Regions from separate parts of the Mus musculus genome. Here all the other regions are linked to region 3. The links are chromatin loops, found by intact Hi-C in ENCODE. Cell type or tissue: left cerebral cortex. All regions are shown on one strand.

The links. Peaks named below come from ENCODE experiments on the same cell type or tissue, not always from the same donor. Only the 100,000 strongest peaks of a DNase experiment are listed, where the experiment ranks them.
Region 1: it touches region 3 in a loop (5-fold over the local background); 34 of 42 quality-filtered maps call a loop at or near these places.
Region 2: it touches region 3 in a loop (3.0-fold over the local background); 5 of 42 quality-filtered maps call a loop at or near these places.
Region 4: it touches region 3 in a loop (7-fold over the local background); 39 of 42 quality-filtered maps call a loop at or near these places.

Annotation. Positions count from the first base shown.
Region 1 is chr17:29,047,251-29,052,250 of GRCm38, forward strand. No RefSeq gene overlaps it. Among named protein-coding and RNA genes, the nearest start is that of Gm41556, 6.6 kb to the right of the region's middle. In left cerebral cortex, CTCF peaks have their summits at 937 (motif pointing left) and 2,098 (motif pointing right); DNase peaks (open chromatin) are centred at 2,058 and 3,638.
Region 2 is chr17:29,093,469-29,098,468 of GRCm38, forward strand. Cdkn1a (cyclin-dependent kinase inhibitor 1A (P21)) reads left to right here and starts at 301. Exons shown (of 3, transcript NM_007669.5): 1 at 301-393; 2 at 4,929-5,000. The coding sequence starts at 4,940. In left cerebral cortex, CTCF peaks have their summits at 1,540 and 2,189 (motif pointing left); DNase peaks (open chromatin) are centred at 265, 986, 1,186 and 2,051; H3K4me3 peaks cover 2,533 bases; H3K27ac peaks cover 1,873 bases.
Region 3 is chr17:29,243,917-29,248,916 of GRCm38, forward strand. No RefSeq gene overlaps it. Among named protein-coding and RNA genes, the nearest start is that of Gm41557, 5.4 kb to the left of the region's middle. In left cerebral cortex, a CTCF peak has its summit at 2,936 (motif pointing left); DNase peaks (open chromatin) are centred at 2,006, 2,901, 3,260, 3,287 and 1 more place; H3K27ac peaks cover 1,697 bases.
Region 4 is chr17:29,174,839-29,179,838 of GRCm38, forward strand. It overlaps Cpne5 (copine V), which reads right to left. Exons shown (of 21, transcript NM_153166.2): 11 at 1,324-1,365. Among named protein-coding and RNA genes, the nearest start is that of Cpne5, 60 kb to the right of the region's middle. In left cerebral cortex, a CTCF peak has its summit at 2,259 (motif pointing right); DNase peaks (open chromatin) are centred at 1,032, 1,695, 1,991 and 2,237; H3K27ac peaks cover 1,790 bases.

The DNA.
Region 1 (5,000 bases), 200 kb before region 3:
TTGACTTTATGTAAACCTTGAACTTGACAGTGAGCCTTCTGCCATTGTCTCCTGACTGAGAGTCTAGATATATAGGCCATGTCTGGTTATTTATTTACTTTGAATCTTTCTTTGAGACGGGGTCTAGTTAATGTAGTCCAAGTGGTCTTTTGAACTACAGGCTCTTCTACTAGAGCTTCCTGCTTGCAGAGATTACAGCTTGTGCCACCTTGCCACCATTCAGAGATGGTTTTGAGTGTCAAGGATAATTTGAGGTAGAAGGTTTTTTGTTTAACCCTTTCTTACCAGCACAGGAATCAGGAGGTGAAGACTAGTTAATCCTGACAAGCCTGGTGGGGCTGAGCTGAGCAGCCACCAACTCAGGGTACCTGAGGCCCATCACCTTGAGTGTGTATGGCCTAGGGAATACAGGTCAGCCACAAAACATAGTTACTTCCAATATTAAAACAGAGCCAGCAAATTACCACCTTCTAGACTATGAGATGACCCAGTTCCTAACACATTAGCATTCAAGGTGCTCTACCAACGTGGCTTGGTAGAGTGCTTGCTTAGCATGCATGAGGCCTTAGGTATCATCCCTGGCATCACATGAGACCAGGCATGATGGTACATACTTATAATACCAGTGCTTGGGAGTTAGAAGCAATGGGGTCAGAAGTGCAAGGTGTTTTAAAAAAGCAAACAAGAAAGATGGTAGTGGTTGCACACCTTTAATCCCAGCACTCAGTGGCAGAGGCAGACAGATCTAGAGAGTCCCAGGATAGCCAGGGTTACATAGAGAAAGGGAGAGAGGAGAGGAAACAAAGGAAAGCAGAGAGATGGCTCGGTGGTTAAGAATGCTTCTTGCTCTTGAAAAGGACCTGAGTTCAGCTCCCAGCACCCATGTCAGGAGGTTCACAACTGCTTTGTAACTAACTTCAGGGGTCTGATGCCCTCTTATGGCCTTTGAGGGACACACACACAAGATAAATCTTAATAATCTCAATAAGCGTTCTTAGCTATGTAGGGAATGTAAGGCCAGCCTACAGGGCAGGGAAGAGTGCTGTATGGCAATTCATGCCTACAAAACACAGGGCATGACAACATGCACACAAAGGGTCTACCTTAATGGCTGCCCATGAGGCAGGGGATCACAGGGACCTCCTGGAAGAGACAAAAAAATATGCAAAACAGGAGGTGAAAATAGAAACCACTGCCTGGTGATAGAATTAAGTCACCCACTTAGTATTAAAAAGTTAATAATAAAATTTGGGGGCTGGAGAAATGGCTCAGTGGTTAAGAGTACTGACTGCTCTTCCAGAGGCCCTGAGTTCAATTCCCAGCAACCACATGGTGGCTCACAACCATCTGTATGCCTTCTTCTGGTGCGTCTGAACAGAGTGACAGTGTACTCACATTAAATAAATCTTTAGAAAATAATCATAAAATACGAGCACAATCAGAGATGGCTCAGGGGTTAAGAGCATTGGCTGCTCTTCCAGAGGACCCAGGTTCAATTCCCAGGACCCACTCTGCAGCTCACAGCCCTCTTCTTAGCCTCTAGGGGCATACATGATGCATGCCATACATAAAACACCCAGACGAATAAGACCAACAGGGAAAGGAAGCAGGATGGCTCTGGGCTCAACAGTGATACATAGTAGGTGCCTCACCACAGTGTGGGGCTCAGAAGAGCTTTCTGGGAGGACGGGGATCATTAGACACACCCACTCCTGTCAGTGCCAGGATTCGTGCCCCGGGCCAACCTCCAAGACCTGACAGAAGATGTTAAGGGTGGCTTGGAGAGTAGAGGTCACAGTCACTACTTTGGGGTCTTCATCACTGTTAGTTCACGAAACCCATCAGGATGCCAGGACATTGCCACCAACCATCACTGTAACTGATGACAGTGGCCTGGGTCATTATGGGCACCAGCCAAACGCTGATTTCCAAGGTTCCACTGCTGTTTCCTATGCCAATGGAATGTACCTATAAAACGGCAGTCACGGGTCTTGGTGGCATATGGTGGTGGGGGGTGTGGGGAGTAGGAGCCTGTCTAACCAGCTGGCCACCGCCCCGCCCTGGGCACAGAGTCTGTAGTTCCGCCTCAGATCACAAGGTGGCAGCAGCTAACAGTTCCAGACAAGCAAGGGATCCCAAAAAGGCCTTCAAAAACAGCTATTCCATTTTATTATGTTTCGTTTGTTCTATATTTTATTTGAAAGAGGGTCTATAAACTAAGAATAACCTTAAACGTTTTTCTCTTTTTTTTTTTTTTTTTTTTTTAAATTTGAGAGCTCTCTATATAGCCCTGGTTGTCCTGGGTCTTGCTATGTAGGCCAGGCTGGCTGTGAAGTCACAAAGATCTGTCTACTTGTACTGATTGTGTGTGTGAGTGTGTGCATGTGCATGCACTCATGCTTGCCCGTGCAGCTAAGTGGCCTTAAGTGTGAGGCGTGGAGGTGGTTCTCTTCACCTGGTGTGGGTTTTGGGGATTGAACTCTGGCCATCAGGTTTTCAAAGCAAAAGAGGCAAGGGTCTTATCTCCCTAAGTCATCTTTTGCCCTAGAAGGTGAATCTTTCTCTATACTTGTTGGCCCCTCCCATTCACTATCATAGAGACGTTTATGTGTATGTGTGTGTGGGTGCTCGAGTGCGTGTGCTCACTTGTGTGCATGCTTGAACACGCACGCATGTCCTCTTGAGTACATGCAGGTAAGGTGTGACTATAGGCGTGTGTGTAAAGCCATAGTGTAATGTGTGACTGTTTCTGTAGCTGGCAGTGTGTGAGGTGTACCCTTGTGACTAAGTCTGGGTAAAAGTGATGTAACTGTGTGTGAGACTATGTGGGCGACTGGCTATACGGGATGTGCCCCTATCATTGAATGTGGATGATGGCCACTGGATGACTGTGGGGTGGAGGGTGGGGATCAGCAGGCTCAGGTGTCGCCAGAGAGGCGGGAGGAAACTATAAACCTGGGCAATGGCCCCTTATCAGCGAGTCCTTCTGCTGGGTCCACAAGGGCAGAGGGCAAAGTCCATGCAGATAAGAGTGCTGGGCGCCAGAGGTATTTAGGAAGAGGAGGTGGGGTCCTACACTTGGAGTCCAGGGGAAAGAAAGAGCCCATGCTAAGTTCCATGAAGCTCCTAGATCTGGGATGGAGCAACACTGAGTGCTCAAACAGCCTGATCATCTCTTATACAGTGGGCAGGAGAAACGACCCTCCCAGGCTCAGCTTCTCCACCTGTCTTATGGTAGAAGGCTGTGGTCACCTTTATAGACCCTGCATATAGACTGGAGAAGACTCTGCTTTAACACACTCAGAAGCGTCCTACGAAGGGACCGGTGCTCATGAGGCATTGTGGACGAGAGAGACTGGGAGAGGAGCCCACACAGAGCCCGGCAACAGCACTGCTAGCTATAGCTGTTATTTTTCAGTCCTCTGCCACCCCAGCCTTCCAGGGACCACTGCCCTCTGGCTAGCACAAACCCTGGCTATCCCAGGGTGTGGGTGTCTGAAAGCACCAGCCAGCCTGAGGGGCTGCCATTGTGGTGACCTTGGAGACCAACCCTAGCCAGCTTCTGCCAGGGCTTCTGGCAGCTGAGCACCCCAGTTCTCTTAAAAAAACTCCATCTCGAGGAGTTTCTCCAGTTTCTCCTTTTGTTGGGAACGGGGCCGGGGAGGCTTGGGTGTCATTAGGGATTATTTTCAAACTACCGCCTTCCATCAGGTGCTGGCTAGAGTCTACTGGTCACCATGGAATTTCTTTTTTTAGTGTGTCAACAGCCGGGTTGTAGGCAGCTGTCCCCCAGCCAGGGCGGGAAGCCGCCTGTTACCCCGAACTGCCCGGCTCGGATTTCCTGGGCAGACACTTGCCTGCCTTTCATCTCACAGTCACGGAGCCCGGAAAGTGACTTCGAGACCACACGTCTTGTTGTGTCTAGTTATTCTGATGGCTTCACCTGGGAAGCCCTTTCCAAACATCAAAACCACACAAGAAGAGGGCATTTGGGTGGCTGGAGAACCTCTTCACCCGGGCTGCCCCTCGGAGGTGGTGGGCACAAAGTGCCAAGTCAGAGAGGAAGCTGAGAAAGCATTAAAATTCCCATCACAAGCTAATGTGTGTCTCAGAGCTAGAGCTGGTCCTGAAGCCCAGGAAGCAGGGAGGGGGTGGAGGAGGGAGTTAGAATTGAAAGCTCTGAAGGAACCTGGCCCTTTAAGAGAGGAGAGTGTGTGTGTGTGTGAGTGTGTGTATTTATGTGTGTGTGTGTGCATGTATGTATGTATGTGTGTGTTGATGTGAGTGTGTGAATGTGTGTGGGTGTATATACATGTGTTTATGTGGTTGTGTGAATGTGTGAGTGTGAATGTGTGTGTGTATGTATTCACATATATGGGAATGTGTGTATGTGAATAGGTAAGTGTGAGTATATGGGAATGTATGTATGTATATGTGCATATTTGTGTGAGTGTGTGTATGTGTATATGTGTGAATGTGTATATGTATGTATGTGTATGTATGTATATGTAAAAGTACATACATACACGTGTATGTGAATGAGTATGTATATGTGTGTATGACTGTATGTGTGTATATGAATGTGTATGTGAGTGTGCATATAAGTGTGAGTGTATACATGTGTGAATGTGTGTATGTGAATATGTGTATTTATGTATGTGTGTATATTTGTGTAGGAGTGTGTATGTGTGTACATGTACGTACATGTGAATGTATGTATGTGTATGTGACAGTGTGTATGAGTGTATGTGAGTATGTGTGTGCGTGTGTATGTTGGATGCCTAGGTGTGTTAGGAGAGCAGTTGCCCTGAACAGATCATAGAATGGAGAAATTCAGCGTGTTTATTCAGCATCTTTTATATGCCGTGTACATTCCAGCCACTGAAGTCGGTGAGTGAGATGGAATCCTTCAGTGGGACTGTGAAATGGGAAGAGATGGGCTGGTGAGAGGGCTCAGTGAGGAAAGGCACTTGCCACCAAGCTTGATGACCTGAGTTTGA
Region 2 (5,000 bases), 150 kb before region 3:
CCTTCCCACAGTTGGTCAGGGACAGACCCATAAACACTCACTCAGCTCTAACTGTACTGTTGTTCATAGATGTATGTGGCTCTGCTGGTGCGCTGCGTGACAAGAGAATAGCCCAGGTGTGGGGGAGGGGAGGGCGCGCCCTCTTAACGCGCGCCGGTTCTAGCTGTCTGGCGCGGGCTTAGATTCCCAGAGGGGAGGGCGGGCCAGCGAGTCCCCGGGATCGGTGAAGGAGTGGGTTGGTCCTGCCTCTGAGGGGGCGGGGCCTGGGCCGACGCTATAAGGAGGCAGCTCGACGCCAACTGCAGCAGCCGAGAGGTGTGAGCCGCCGCGGTGTCAGAGTCTAGGGGAATTGGAGTCAGGCGCAGATCCACAGCGATATCCAGACATTCAGAGGTGAGAGCTTCGTGGCAGGGAACAATAGTTCTTCCCCGTAGCAATGCGCTGAGCCCAGTGGGTGTCCCCAGAAGTGTGTGTGTGTGTGTGTGTGTGTGTGTGTGGTGATGAGTGGATCACCTGTGTGTGTATATGTGTATTTGTGCGTGCCCGCCAGAGTCACAGGTGTGTCCGCGGCAGGTGGATGACGGGTGTGGGTCTGAGCGTCCGTGGTGGCTGAAGGCTTCGTTTGTTGGAGTGTGACGAGGGTCAGGCTATGTCGCGGACTCGGCATACAGAGTCTGAACTCCAGGACCACGGATGGCAGCCACTCTTCCAGTCCTTGGAGACCGGGTCCGAGCGATGGCTGGCGGGGATCGGCTACCGGGAGCTCGCTTCTGGTTGCCAATGTTTCTAGGGATTCCAGGTGCGGCTCGCCCAAAGCGTGAGAATGAAGCTCACGGTGCCCCGAGATGGGTCCTGGGTGGCGGTTGTGACAAGCTTCGGCGAGTCTATCTAGAGCTTAGCGCAGAGCGGTTCTCCGATCCCATGGGTGCCGCCGGATCCCCGGTCCTTGTGAACCAAGTGCCCTGTTTCGCGGTAGCCACCACCCCACTGGGCTCTGAGGTCAGCGCGAGCTGTGTCCTCCGCCCTCGGGATCGTGCCTGGGCACGTCCTAGAGGACAGGCGAGGAGGTGACTCATTGTGACAAGGAGACCCCGGGCACTGGATTGAGACCAGAATCGCGCCACAACTGGGGATGGGTCAGTGGCAGCCCAGAAGCCCCTTTCCCTGCCCGGGTACAGCCTCGTTCCTGCCCCGTCCCCTCCCCCGCGCGGCACAGTGACCTATTTGGCGGGCACAGTATGTTCCCAGGGAACCCGGGACACGGGGAGGTCCAGGACGCGGTGTCCGGTCCCCGCTCGGCGGCGCGCCCTCGGGGACAGGGAGTCTGGGCGGGTCCTGTCCACCCTGCCAGCCCGGGAAGCGCAAAGGGTCCCACCCACCGCGCCCACCACGACCCGGACCAGTGACCGTGGGGCGCGAGAGGAGCCCGCACTGTAGAGCGGCCGGTATCCTCGCGGAGTGAGGCTTACGGGTGCCGTACATCAGACGCCCCGGGGCTGGGGCCCTCGACCCAGTCCACACCCAGTGTAGGAAGGTGACCAGGCTGAGTGCGCCCACTAGGGCACATCCATTCCACTCGGAACCTCCGGGGACAAGGGCTACACTTGCACCCTGGTCGTGCGGGAAATACTTTGGGCTTGGGTTTGGCATTTGGGGGCGCGCTGGCAGCTTCCTCTGTCCCCTACGTCGCGTTTCAGAGAGGACACTCAGGCGGTTTTTTGTTGTCCTCGCCCTCATCTATTTTTATTTTCCAGGGATCTGACTCATCGCGTGCTTTGGGCGTGGAGATCAAGGTGGAGGGGGCCAGAGCTAAGAGCACTTTCTTTGCTCTCGAGTGTCCGTGCGTGCGTGTGTGCGTGCGTGCGTATGTGTGTGTGTGTGTGTGTCTGTGTACGTGCGTGTGTGTGTGTGTGTGTATGCGTGCGCGCGCGCGCGCTCAGTCTGGTTTCCCAACATAGGCGGGAATTTAGGAAGCCTGGGCTCATCGTGACGTGTTTTGTGGCCCGGGGTCCCCCTCCTTTCCTCTCCTCTCTCCACCCCAGGGTGACGCGCAGCTCCGGTGCCCAAGCAGTTTTGGCGGGCGGGCAGCGCCGGGCAGGAAACTGACTCACCACTCCTTGCTCGGCCTACGCGCCGCCTACCGAGCGCCATTTCCTGAGTGCACAGCGCCCCCTACCGGCATCAGTGAGGACTGCAAGGCCGGCTAGGCGCGGGTGGCACCACGGGCTTCTGCCACCCCCACCGCGGCTTAAAGGGAATTAAAATATGCCTGATGGCCAGATACAAGTGATTTTAGCAGGGTGTGCTAGCGGACTATTAGGGAGGCGTGGCCCTTGAGAGACAAGGTGGAGATCGTGCCCCTCTTGGGTTCCTGGTCTTATCTTCAGCTATGAAAAACTGGGGACTATCCAGCCTTAGCCGAGTCCATTGGTGTCTTCCCTTCCTTCCTCTGGCCCCTGTGAGCTACCGTCTGGGGAAGGGCACCAAACTTGTTTTTCGGCTCAGTTTGTCTGGGGAAATGAGCCAATCTATATTTCTATATCTATATAGATCTCTCTCTCTGTCTCTGTGTGTGTGTGAAAGAGAGACAGAGACAGAGAGACAAGCTTACAAAATGGCCCCAGCTACCAGTACTATATAGACAGGCTGGCCCAGTGGCCTGGAACTCATAAGGATCACGTGCCTCTGGTGGAGTGCTGGGATTAAAGACTCTCCCCATAACATGGAGCTCAGTCTATATTTAATAAAAAAGCTTTTCCAGCTGATTTTAATGGAGTCCTCTGGTCATGCCCCTCAAGGTGAGAAGACGAGAGAATGATCAATACTAGACCAAAAGGGTCTGAATTCAAACCCCGCTTGTGAGCCCTGTGCCTTTGGACACACATTCTGAACCTGGATTAGCTCTGCCGTAAAAGAATGTGATATTGCCATCTATTAACGATAGCTTTTGGTGGCTTACAACTGCAATCCCAGCACACTAGAGGCAGAGGCAGGAGGATGACTGAGTTGTACTAAAGGATGTGAATAGGCCCCAAGCTCTACCTGTAGGCAGAGGCCATCTGAGGTCCTTTAGGCCTCTGAGGTCTGCACCTTGAGAATCCTTTTGCGGGCAGTGGGAATCCTTGTTAGACCTGTGTTTCGGTTGGTTGGTGTTTAGCCAGGCTCTCACTATGCACACCAGGATGGCCTTCAACTCACAGACATTTTGCCTCTGCCTCCCGAGTGCTGTGTTTTGGGAATTGGCTGTTTTACTTATTTATGGAAGCCACAATGCTGGCCACGTTCCCTATGTAGTAGCCAAGGTAGACCCTGAACTTCTTTCCCTACCTCTGCCTCCAGCGATTACAGGTGTGTGCCGCCACACCCAGTTTTATAGAGAGCTCCTTGCTTAGCACAAGGCCCAGGCTTTACCATCGGGGCCCCAGACGCTTCATCTCTTCTGGCTTCCTACCTTGAATCATAGTCTGGGTACCCCCTTCTCTCTTCCAGCTGTGGGCAAACTCACCCTGAGGTCTTAAGGAGCTGGGCGTGTGTATGTGTGTGGTAGTGTATGTGGTAAGAGCCCAGGGGGTCTTGCCTCAGGAAGCCACTGGGGCTCACCTTGCAAGCTCAAAGGCCCTCCTTAGAAGCTGCATCCCCTAGTCTTGGAGTCAGGATGGGCCACTCAGGTATCCCTCTTTCCTGGAGAGGAGCCAGGTAAACCAACACCTTTAACTTTTTTTTTTTTTTCAGTGCCTGTAAAACGGGTTCCTTGGGCACAGGCTATAGGCACGTCTGGGGCTGGGAGGTGTCTAGACTCCAGATTACCTGATCTGCCTGGCAGGATGTGGCTCAGCCTGGGAGAGAGCCTTAACCCCGCTCCACCCCTTCAGACTCTCCTCTCCCCCAGGCTACTGCCTCCCCCCAGGCTGCTGCCTCCCCCCAGGCTACTGCCTCCCCCCAGGCTGCTGCCTCCTCCCAGGCTACTGCCTCCTCCCAGGCTGCTGCCTCCTCCCAGGCTACTGCCTGCCAGCGTCCTTTGGAAAGGCCTCCAGCCTGGAGCACCTGTCAGTGACAGTGGGAGGGAGGGAGGGGCAGGGAGGAGGCTCTGTCAGAATTAGGGGCAGAGAGGCACGCTCATGGCTTCTGTTTCTCAGGATTGCCTATGTTAACTTAGTTCATTCTCAAATAGGGAGCCCAGAGATGTTAGGGTACTTATTCGGGGTCACCCAGCAAAGCCTTGATTCTGATCTGGGCAGTCTAGCTCCGGCATTCTCGCGCCTCTCTCCCAGCCACCATGCCAGCCTCGCGAGTATGCTGCCACAACCACACTGGCTAAGAAACAGAGGCTGGAGACATGGAGTCACTTTTTAAAACTGGTGCCAAGTAGCAGCACTAATGCTATACAGTTTATGTGTAGTATCCCAAAGTCCAGGGCACTTTTTTTTTTTTTTTTTTTTTTTTTTTTTTTTTTTTTTGAGACAGGATGTCTCTGTATAGCCCTGGCTGTCCTGGAACTCACTTTGTAGACCAGGCTGGCCTCGAACTCAGAAATCCGCCTGCCTCTGCCTCCCGAGTGCTGGGATTAAAGGCGTGTGCCACCACGCCCGGCTGTCCAGGGTACTTTTGATTGGCCTGATGGAGTTAATCACCAAGACAGCAGGGTAGGGAGACCACTGGACCTAGCAATTCACACGTATTTGGGATGTTCACACCCATGAAGAACACGTTAGCACATTGATTTTGGCTAATAGAATTCCTGGGGTAAACAGGACGGTGACTCCTACTTCTGTGGACATCACCCGTGACCTTGGGGTGCAGGGCTGGCTGAACTCAACACCCACCTTAGTCTCATGGTGTGGTGGAAAAGCACCTGCAAGGACCAGAGGGAGCCTGAAGACTGTGATGGGGTAGTTTCCATAGTGACCCGGGTCCTTCTTGTGTTTCAGCCACAGGCACCATGTCCAATCCTGGTGATGTCCGACCTGTTCCGCACAGGAGCAAAGTGTGCCGTTGTCTCT
Region 3 (5,000 bases):
TTGTTGTTGGTAGTGTTGGTGTTTGTTTGTTTGTTTTTGTTCCTTTTGGAGACAGAATCTTATGTAGCCCAGGCTGGCCTCAAACCCTCTATGGCCCTGACTCCACCTCTAGGGCGCTGAGATTAGAAACTTGGTTTTAGATACTGCAGAGGATTAAACTCAGCGAACAGTCTACCAACTGAGCTATATTCCCAGTCTAGATCTGCACTGGCCCTGATTCTTGATTGGACCATAGCCCTAGCTGGCCCTGAACTCACAGGCTATCCTCCTGCCTCAGCCTCCTGAGTAATGGGATTTTCAGTATGAATCATTTTACCTCAGCTTCTTCTAGGAAGGATGGGTGCCTTGACTTTCACCTCATTAGCACGTAGATGCACCGTTTCTGACCCCACAATGAGTTCTGTGTGCTCATCCCTGCTAACAAGATCCACAAGAGCTAGCTTGGCTGCCCCTGCCCTTTTCTCTCAGCCTGTGCCTCAGACTCCGCCTCTTCCCGATTAGCCTGGACTCGATGATCATCCTCCTGGCTTTGCCCAGCCTCAGCCCTGGGTCTAAGGTCCCCCCCCCCAACTCCCTTTATAGTGCTGGTGCTGGAAGCTAAGACCTAGCCCATGCCAGCAAGCACTCTGCCACTTAGCTACAACCTCAGCTCCTAGTTCCATTTGGAAACAGCCTCCTCCCTCCTGTGGCAGCCTGGCTTGCTTTGGGGCTTGCTGAACTCCCCGCTCCATGTTAAGACCTCTCCCCTTGTCTGAGCATCTTAGAAAACAGGAGACTTGACTCCTCACATTTGTCTCAAGCTGCAAAGCAGACTCAGCCCCTCCCTGTCCTGCCAGCCTCCCAGGGTCTTCTTGACCCACACTCTCAAGCCTCGGGGGAGGAGGAGGAGCAGGGAGCACAGCCTCTTGTCCAATTCCATTCCTTAACTCCTCCTCTTCCTCCTCCCCTGACTGGCTCCAAAGACCCTGGCACCCTCTCCCTCGGGCATCTAAAAAACGGGGGGGGGGGGGGGGGGAACAGGAGAGGCTGTTGCTGCCCCGAGGCCCTAGCTGTCTGTCTCTCTCCTAGTGTTTCATGTGCTGGGCAGCCTGGGAAGCCACTGAGGATGAAACATCCTCTCCCCCTCTTAAGCTCTAAATTGATTTTCATGCCACGCGATTCGTGTTTGCTTGCCTGGCTTCGGAGGTAACTGAAATGTGCACAGAATGCCAGGAGCCGGGCTTCCTGTGCAAACCGAAGTCCCGGAGGCCCTGCCCTGGCGTGCCTGCTGGAGTCTTCAGCTGCCTGCCGTGATTTCCCTGAGTTTATTAGCTCTGCCTCCCACTCCCAGCAGCTCAGCAGGCACATTTGGTGGCCTGCCTCTTCTACCTTTGGCTAGGAACAGCCGCCCTGATCTCCAGTTCTCTGATAATTCCATCAGCGCTTAGGTGAGGCTCAGGTGTCAGGCTCAGGAGCTGCCACTGGCCTAACGTCTTTCCACCCTCTCTTCTGGGATCTTCCTTCATTAGGTTTTCCCTAGTAGGGAAAAGATAGGATCAAAGGTATAATTCCATGGCACAGATCTTCCTTAGTATGTACCAGGCTCTGGGTTCCATGCACATGCGCGCACGCGTGCGCACACACACACGCACACACACACACAAACTTCCAGTGCGACTGAGGGACAAAGCAGACCAGGGAGGAAGGGAATTTTGCAGCCCTGCATTGAGCATCCATTGGAACCAGAAGCCACCCAGTACCTGAGCTCACCAAGTCCCTTGTCCCTCTGCTTCCGGAAAAGGAGCCACAAAGGCAAAGCCTTCAGGATTAAACATGGCTGAGAACGATGGTGGGCTGTGGATTCCCCTTCCTTTGATGGCTTCCTTCTTACATGTGTATGCTGACCCTGGACAGCCACTTTCCCTGTCAGTTAATGAGGAAGTAGAGATGTGCTTGGCTCCTCCCCCGCACTGCCTCTGCCTCTACTGAGTACACAGGGCACAGCTCTTAATGGAGCCCAGCCAGACCCTCGAGGAGAGGGAAGTGATTTCAATGAGCAGAGCCCAGCAGTTCGGCCATTATACTTCTGACCCAATAAACACACTGATTAGGGTCACGTGTGTCCTGGCCCCAGCGGCTGGCTTCTGGGGAGGGGCTGAGGACTTAGGAGCAGGGTGGATGTCCCCACCTGCAAGGTCATCTTCCCCCTCTATGTATCAAGGACGGGAACAAATGAAACAGAGCTAAACTCAGCAAGAAATCCCCAAATCCGTTCCTAGCCAGCAGCCTTGGGTTCATTGTTCCATCTGTCCATCTACTCTACAGGGCTTTGGTACATTCTCAGTTTGATCATCCAGAAATGGGTGTAATAAGGTCAGCCTCAGAGGTTGGTTTGGTGTTAAATACACAGTGGGCAGCGGTGACACATGCCTTTAATCCCAGCGCTCAGATCTCTGAGTTCAAGGCCAGTCTGGTCTGTAGAGAGTTCCAGAACAGCCAGGGATACAGAGAGACCCTGTCTCAAAAATACAAAACAAAGACAGAAATACTCACGTTGAACTGTTTTCTCAAGTGAAGTTATTTCCTGGCTAATGTGAGTGACTCCGAATTACCAAAGAAAGAATGACTTTACTGCCCAGGGAAGGACTAAACATTAAGGAGGAGCCAGCTTCTTTAGGACCAAGTACGTACATAAACAGGCCCAGGTTCAGGTCTCCTGCAACCCAGACATGGGAATGTCTGACTAGACCAGCCGACAGAGGATGGTGCACCTTAGCACACGAAGCTCTCGTCGGCTCACTCTGCTGGGCTCACGGCTCAGTTCTAGTTGGTGGCAATCTGAGCAGTCCTTGGTTTTCCTCATTCCAAGAGCAGCTGGTTTGGCTTAGCAAAATCATGGAAAGGTGTCTCTGCCTCTTGAGGCAGCTGAGAGGCTAAGCTGTATTCATAGTTCCCCCTAGTGGCAGAGTTCCAGAATAGCATGTGAAATGCAAACTTGGCAGCTGGAGGGATCTTCTCACATTGACCTATATTCAGACTTGAAGCTCACAGGGCCTAGTTCAAACCTTAGCCTGTCCAACAAGGAAACTAAATTTAAGGTGTCATGTGGTTCGCCAAGGTGACACAAAAGTTTTTACACTCCCGAGTTCGCACATTTTGCCCTGTGGTTTTAGACAGGGATTTTTTTTTTAAATTTATTTTATGTATGTGAGTACAATGTAGCTGTACAGACGGTTGTGAGCCTTCAAGTGGTTGTTGGGAATTGAATTTTTAGGACCTCTGCTCACTCCAGCCAACCCTGCTCACTTCAATTGGCCTTGCTTGCTCTAGCCCAAAGATTTATTATTATACATAAGTACACTGTAGCTGTATTCAGACACACCAGAAGAGGGCATCAGATCTCATTACAGGTGGTTGTGAGCCATCATGTGGTTGCTGGGATTTGAACTCAGGACCTTCAGAAGAAGAGCAGTCAGTCCTCTTAACCGCTGAGCCATCTTGCCAGCTTTCTCTTGCCTTCTTGCTCTCCCTCTGTCCTCTTGCCCCTCTCTCTGCTCAAGGCCAGCCTCTACTTACTCTTTCTCTGCTTTTGTCTCTAATATCCTCTTAACTCTCCTCCCCATGCCCAAATAAACACTATTCTATACGGAAAAAAATTAATATGTGAGTGTGTTTGTATGAGTTTATGTGCACATGTGAGTCCAGGAGGCTAGAAGAGAGGAGTCAGGTGCCCTAGAGTTGACTGGAGTTACAGGCAGTGGTGAATCTCCCTGTGGGTGCCGAGAGCTGAATGTTGGTCCTGTGCAAGAGAAGCAAGCACCGGCTCTTAACCACTGAGCCATCCCTCCCACCCAGATGGAACTCTTTAGTTTTCTCTTTCTTTCTCCTGGAGATGGGGCTCTCAGACCAGGCTGATTTCCAGACTTACCACCACAGGCAGGAATTCTAAATCACCAGTTTGGAAGAACAAACAGGAATCCAATTTCTCTGTGAGACCAAACCAGCCTTAGCTCCTATCCTTGTCGCCTGCAATTTGTCTCAACTGTCCCCAGCTGCTGGACTGTTGTCCTCTTTCCTGGCGCTCACCTAAATCACAGAAGCCTGCTCTATGGAGCCCGGTTCTGAGGGCGCAAAGTGCCTCTTGGCAGGAACCACCCGGCTTAAACACATGTTCTTGCCAGTGTTCCCTCCTCCGCACTCCGCAAGTGTGGTGCCGGAGGGGCCACGGGGAGGCTCAGATTGGCTCGAGGATCTGGGGGTAGGAGCCGATCACCATTTGTGGGGAAAGCTATTTTGACATATTCTGGAGATGTGATCCAAAAATAAACGAAGCTGAGGGCTTCCAGAGGGCCGAGTGGAAAAGGCTTTTGCTTTCATGCCAGCCAAAACCGAGGTCTGTGACTCTGGGCGCAGCTATTTCGGCCAGTGAGCCTCCATCTATTTTTCCTGATGGAGGACGTTTTATTTGAGTCACTGGGCAATAACCTCAAAAACATTATCCAGGTGCTGGGATGCATGGAATGAGACTGGCCTTGCTGAGGTCAAAGCAGGGAGGGGAGCAGGGTTCTGGGAGATGGGCATCAAAAAGTGGGTAGGAGTTAGGTGCAATGGTAGGGTACTTACCTGACAAACAGGAGGTCCTGTGTTCTCTACGCCAGCACTGGGATGGGATGACACACAAGGCTGAAGAGGTATGTGTTGTGGCTTTAAGGTCTATTGGTACCAGAGGTGTTTCCAATACCAGCTCCTGCTCTGAACACCTGCTCTGCCATGCACAGCAGTGTGACCCCATTGCAGAGAATGGCCGTGAGTTCAAGGCCAGCCTCTGACCCAACCCTAACTTTTGGATAAGAAGGTCATTCCCAGCTACAGAGAGTTAAGGGGTGCCTGGGATACACAAGGACCTGTGGAAGACGTTTCCAGGTCGCTTCACAGGTGTCCTACGGCTCCAGGGTCCCCTCCCTTCTCGGCCACTTGCCCCCGCTGACAGGCACTGTGGTGCTCACAGCAGGGCCTGGTAC
Region 4 (5,000 bases), 69 kb before region 3:
AAGTAATGGATTTCATTGTGAAACTTTCATATGTATAAACACTTTGGTTTGGGTGGAGGGGGAATTATTGGTGTGTGTGTGTGTGTGTGTGTGTGTGTGTGTGTGTGTGTGTGTGTGTATGGAGGTCACAAGACAACTTTACGGAGTACGTTCTCTCTGCCCACCTTCTCTGTGGGTTCCCAGGGTTGAACTCAGGTTGCCTGGCTTGTGCTGAACGCACCTTTGCCCGCTGAGCCATGTGCCAACGCTGGGAACTTATCTATTGTCAGTACAGGACGGAACCCGGGATCTCCCAAATGGTAGGCGGGAGCTCTAACCACTGAGCACACTTGCAGCCCCACACTGTGTCGACTGAGTTCTTCTGGGGATGGTAACTTATTCATTGGACCCTGTGGCACCTGGCGGGTGTCCCAAGTTGCCAGAGAAGAGAAAACTCTCAGGTGAAAGAGGTTTGTAAGGAACCGCTAGGAGAGGAGGAGGCAGAGTGGGTTAGAGGCATGGTGGAGCTGACCTGGATGGAAGGGATAGGGATGGTGGCGGTAAAGTTTAACAGAGGCAGGGTGGGCTCTGGGGAACCTTCCATGGCTTGGGCTTGGCTCAGCTATACTGGCACAGAGCCTTTTATAATAAGAGCGCCACCCTCGTCCACATCAGGCCCGGGAGATGCCAACTGTGACCACCCTTAAGCCAGGATATGTCTGGATTTGCTTCAGCCAGCAAGTAGGAGACAGGAAAGGATCCAGATTGGTGCTTAGAGAGATATGCTACTGTTCTGCCTAGAAACTGTCAGCCACATTTCCTCCTCATGGGGTACTGAGAACTGCCTCCCATAGCTCCCAAGCAGAAGTCACCCTCGGGCAGGCCTGACCTAGCCCTCCTCAGGCAATGCCTTGTCTTTGCTGAGCCTCAGAACTCCTCGCTGCAGCTGTCCCTACAGACCTAGGTCTATTCTCTGTGTTTATGGTGAGCCTCTGCTGAACTGTGGGTGTCTCTTCCTCTACAGTCTGGTCTTCCTACTGGGCTTTGCCCAAGGCTTCCCACAGAGAATGGAGGTGTCTGTAATGCTCAGTGTCCTATAATGGGCATTTCAGAGCATTCCCAGCTCTGTAGTTGAGGAGAGTGTGGGCACTGGCTGGCTACTGGCAGCTATGTTGGGGAGAGGAGGGCTCTCAGCATACTGTCCTGCAGGACCTCCAAGGATCTAAGCTACTACAACAGCAGACCAACCGGCATGGAACCCAGCCCCTCATTCCCAGATGGGCCTGCCTAGTTTCCCGTGGTTGCCTACATCCGCTCACCTCTCTCTCACCCTCCTGCCCTTACCTGCCGTCACGATCCCAGTCATACACCTCCACCTTGATGGTCCTGGAAAACAAACAGCAAAGAATTCTGGGTAGGATGGACCCGAGGACAGGCCTCCTGTCCCCGGACCAGGAAGGATGCCATGCAAACATTTCAAGCCTGTGTGCAAAGAAATTCTATCTTAAGACCTTTTAAGGTCTTAGGGGCAGAGGCCACCCCAGAGCCATGGCAGGACATGTTGAGATTTCAAGGATTTGGCTGAAGCAGCCCCGGGGCCTCTGTTCATCCTACCATCTTAGCTTCCCTAGATGGAGTGGAAGCCTCAGCAAGAAGCCACACATTTACCTGTGGCAGGACCATGACAGGCAGATCTCACAATAAAGCAGGGGCGCTTCTATGGGGAAGCACACGACTGGCAGGAAGGACCCTGAGTCTGGGTATGACTGGTGAAACGCCAGCTCCAGCCCTGCAGGCTAAGAAAGCACCCCTGGACCCTGACTTGGGGTGGCCTGCTGAGCTTTTCCATCCCCAAGACTGGCCTCTGAGAAAGGGTGGGATTTTCTTCACATTCTAACCCAGGCTGCTTTAATTAGTTTGTTTTGACTCCTAAGCATGGGGCTGGGCTTCGAGAGCCCATCTTATTTTTAGCCTTGTTCCCATGGCAACAGGCTAGAGGACCAGAAGCAGGAGGAGGGAGGTGGAGGGTTGCCGGTTAACCCTTGGTGCTGTCTGCTGTCCTCTGGGATGCCCAGGGATGGGGAAGCTGCCAGGCAGTACCAGGGGTCTAGGAAGGTGGAAGGTGGAAGAGGCCCAGGAAGTGTGGGTTTCTGGTCTTGAGGTCCACATGGGATGCAGAAAGCAGTCTGAACTGGCTTCTCTTCTGTTAGCATCTATTTATCCCACCGTGGTGTGGTCCATCTCGGCTCTGCCAGGAGTTGGCTTGGGAGTTGTGTGGATCCCAGAAGGGGGCGCTGTCTCCTTTCAGATGAGTATCTCCAGGTGTGTGTGTGTGTGTGTGTACAGAATGGAGCAGAAGAAAGTTCCAGAATAGAACCCTGGGATGTCCAGAAGGTTGTGCATGCATGGGCTAGCTTTCTGTAAATGGAACAATATGAAGCAGATACAGAAGCGTGCTTTAAAGGCATCCTTGGTGTTCTTATTTTATAAAGGCAAACCCTGTGGTTCCTTGAGCCAGACTATTAAAATGAAAGAAGAAATATCATGTGCCTACACTTCTTTCTTCCTTTTTTTTTGTTTTTGTTTTTGTTTTTCGAGACAGGGTTTCTCTGTATAGCCCTGCCTGGCTGTCCTAGAACTCACTCTGTAGTCCAGGCTGGCCTTGAACTCAGAGATCCACCTGCCTCTGCCTCCCAAGTGCTGGGATTAAAGGCGTGTGCCACCACTGCCCCAGTTGTACCTCAGTTTCTGAAGGTACTGGAAAGAGGCCAGGTGTGACATTGGTGGCTTCAGCTTGGACACTGGATCTGAGCCCCGTGGCCTAGAGATGGTACATCATGTCTCCGAGCCACAAGTCCTGACTGTAGGATGGGATTAGTATGGCCCTTCGGATAGCTCATGGTGTGTGTGTGTGTGTGTGCACGCACGCTTGTGTTGGAATGTCTAGAAAATGCCTCTTGATTTCCACATTATCTAACCATGCATGAATGCCTTTTTACACAAACTTTACTTAAAGTCGGGCTGTGGTGTCACAGGTCTTTAATCCCAGCACTAAGGGGGCAGAGGCAGGCAGGTCTCTGAGTTCAAGGCCAGCCTGATCTACATACAAGTCCAGTTCCTGGCCAGCCAAGGCTACATAGTGAGGCCCCATTCCAAAACAAACAAATGAGAAATCCCGAAGCTGGTGGAGATCTCCTAACACTCTCGTGAAACGGACCATCCTAGCAACAGGAAGCCTTGCTACCCAGAGCACAGACGGAGGTACTGAGTGCGTGCCTGGCGAGACACCTGTGGATAACGGCACTGAGGCCAAGCCTGCCAACCTGAGTGTGACCCCTGGGATCCGCATGGGTGGATGGAGAGAACTGACTCCTAAACCCTGGCCTCCGGCCTCCACATGGTATGCCATAGAGAAGGCACACTTTCCTCCTCCACCAATAGCTAAACACAACTAATAAAAAAACAACAACTAGATCTCGGACTGGAGAGATGGCTCAGCGGTTAAGAGCACTGACTGCTCTTCCAGAGGTCCTGAGTTCAATTCCCAGAAACCACATGGTGGCTTACAGCCATCTGTAATGGGGGAACTGATTCTTCTGGTGTGTCTGAAGACAGCTGCAGTGTACTCATATATATATATATATAATAAGTAAGATTTTTTTAAAATTAAATTTCAAAGTTGAAGGGCCTGACTTCTTTCTTTTTAAAAAAAAATATTTGTATGTATGTATATGAGTACGCTGTAGCTGTCTTCAGACATACCAGAAGAGGGTATCAGATCCCATGTGGTTGCTGGGAATTGAACTCAGGACCTCTGGAAGAGCAGTCAGTGCTCTTAACCGCTGAGCCATCTCGCCAGCCCCAGGCCTGACATTTCCTTGTCTGGGATTTTGGTTGTGACGCATCTGAAGAATCCTCCAGGAGCCCCAGCAAACTGCAGAGCCACCACTGGCCTCTTCAGTCTCAAGCTTAGGATTCACACCCTGGCTGATTCAGAACCAGCAGGTGCAGGGTGCAGCGTGGATGGGGCGGTGGGTAGAAGCTCCCCAGGGGACAAGAACTGGCTGCTGAGGCTGGCTGGGAGATCCCCTTTGTGTCCGGTTAGGTCTCCCCTAGGCAGCCTGGGGAGGAGCTGCTGAGCTCAGAGGCTGCACCTCCAGCCTGAGCCTGGGTTGGGAAGAAAGAGAAAGAACGGCTCCCAGATTCATGGGAAGGCCTGGTGAGAAGCCCGTTGTCACAGTCCACAAATCTGTTGCAAGCCCAAGTCATAGCAGATGGGATTTGGGACCCACGGGCCTGAGCTCTGTCCCTTTACCCAGGTCCTTGCCAGACTGGCAGTGACTACAAGAGCTAAGAGAATGTTCTAGGTGAAGGAGACAGGTGGCCCGTAAAGCCAATGTCCCATATAGCACAGCAAGGCTAAGAACTCAGAGTCTCAGGGAAGGGGGTGAGGGCAGGGAAGGGCATCACTCTACAGTAGCCCAGGGCCGTGCCCCAGATCCTGCAGGCAGTGGCTGTGTAGCTCTGATGGCTGTTCCTCTGTAAACTGGGATGGTTATGTCCTCTGTGAGGGTGCTGTCCCCAGCCACCCTGTAGGCACTGACATGGCTCTGCCTGGCACACTCAACCTTCTCTTCATCCTCAGACAATCCTACCGTCTGTCAAAATGTCCTCCACGGGTCAGAGATGGTTTTGCTCTCTGCTGTCGTCAGCTCGGCTCCTAGGTCGGTGTCTGGCAGATGTTAGGCATTCTCGCTTTCCAGCTAGCTGGCGGGGATCACCTAACACCTCTGTGAATGGGCTACGCTGGTAACAGTTCCCTGGTCTCACAAAACACAGCCGAACATCCTGGAGACAAGGCCAGGAGTCAGTGTCCCAGGCCCTTGGCACTCAGGGCTGGAATCTCACAGCCATATTAGAGAGAGACTGGCCGGTGGGGGTGCAGGTGAGGCCTCCAGGTCCCTTCCCAGGGTACTGACCATGGTGTATACTCCATGGTCACCTCTGGACCATGGTGGTAC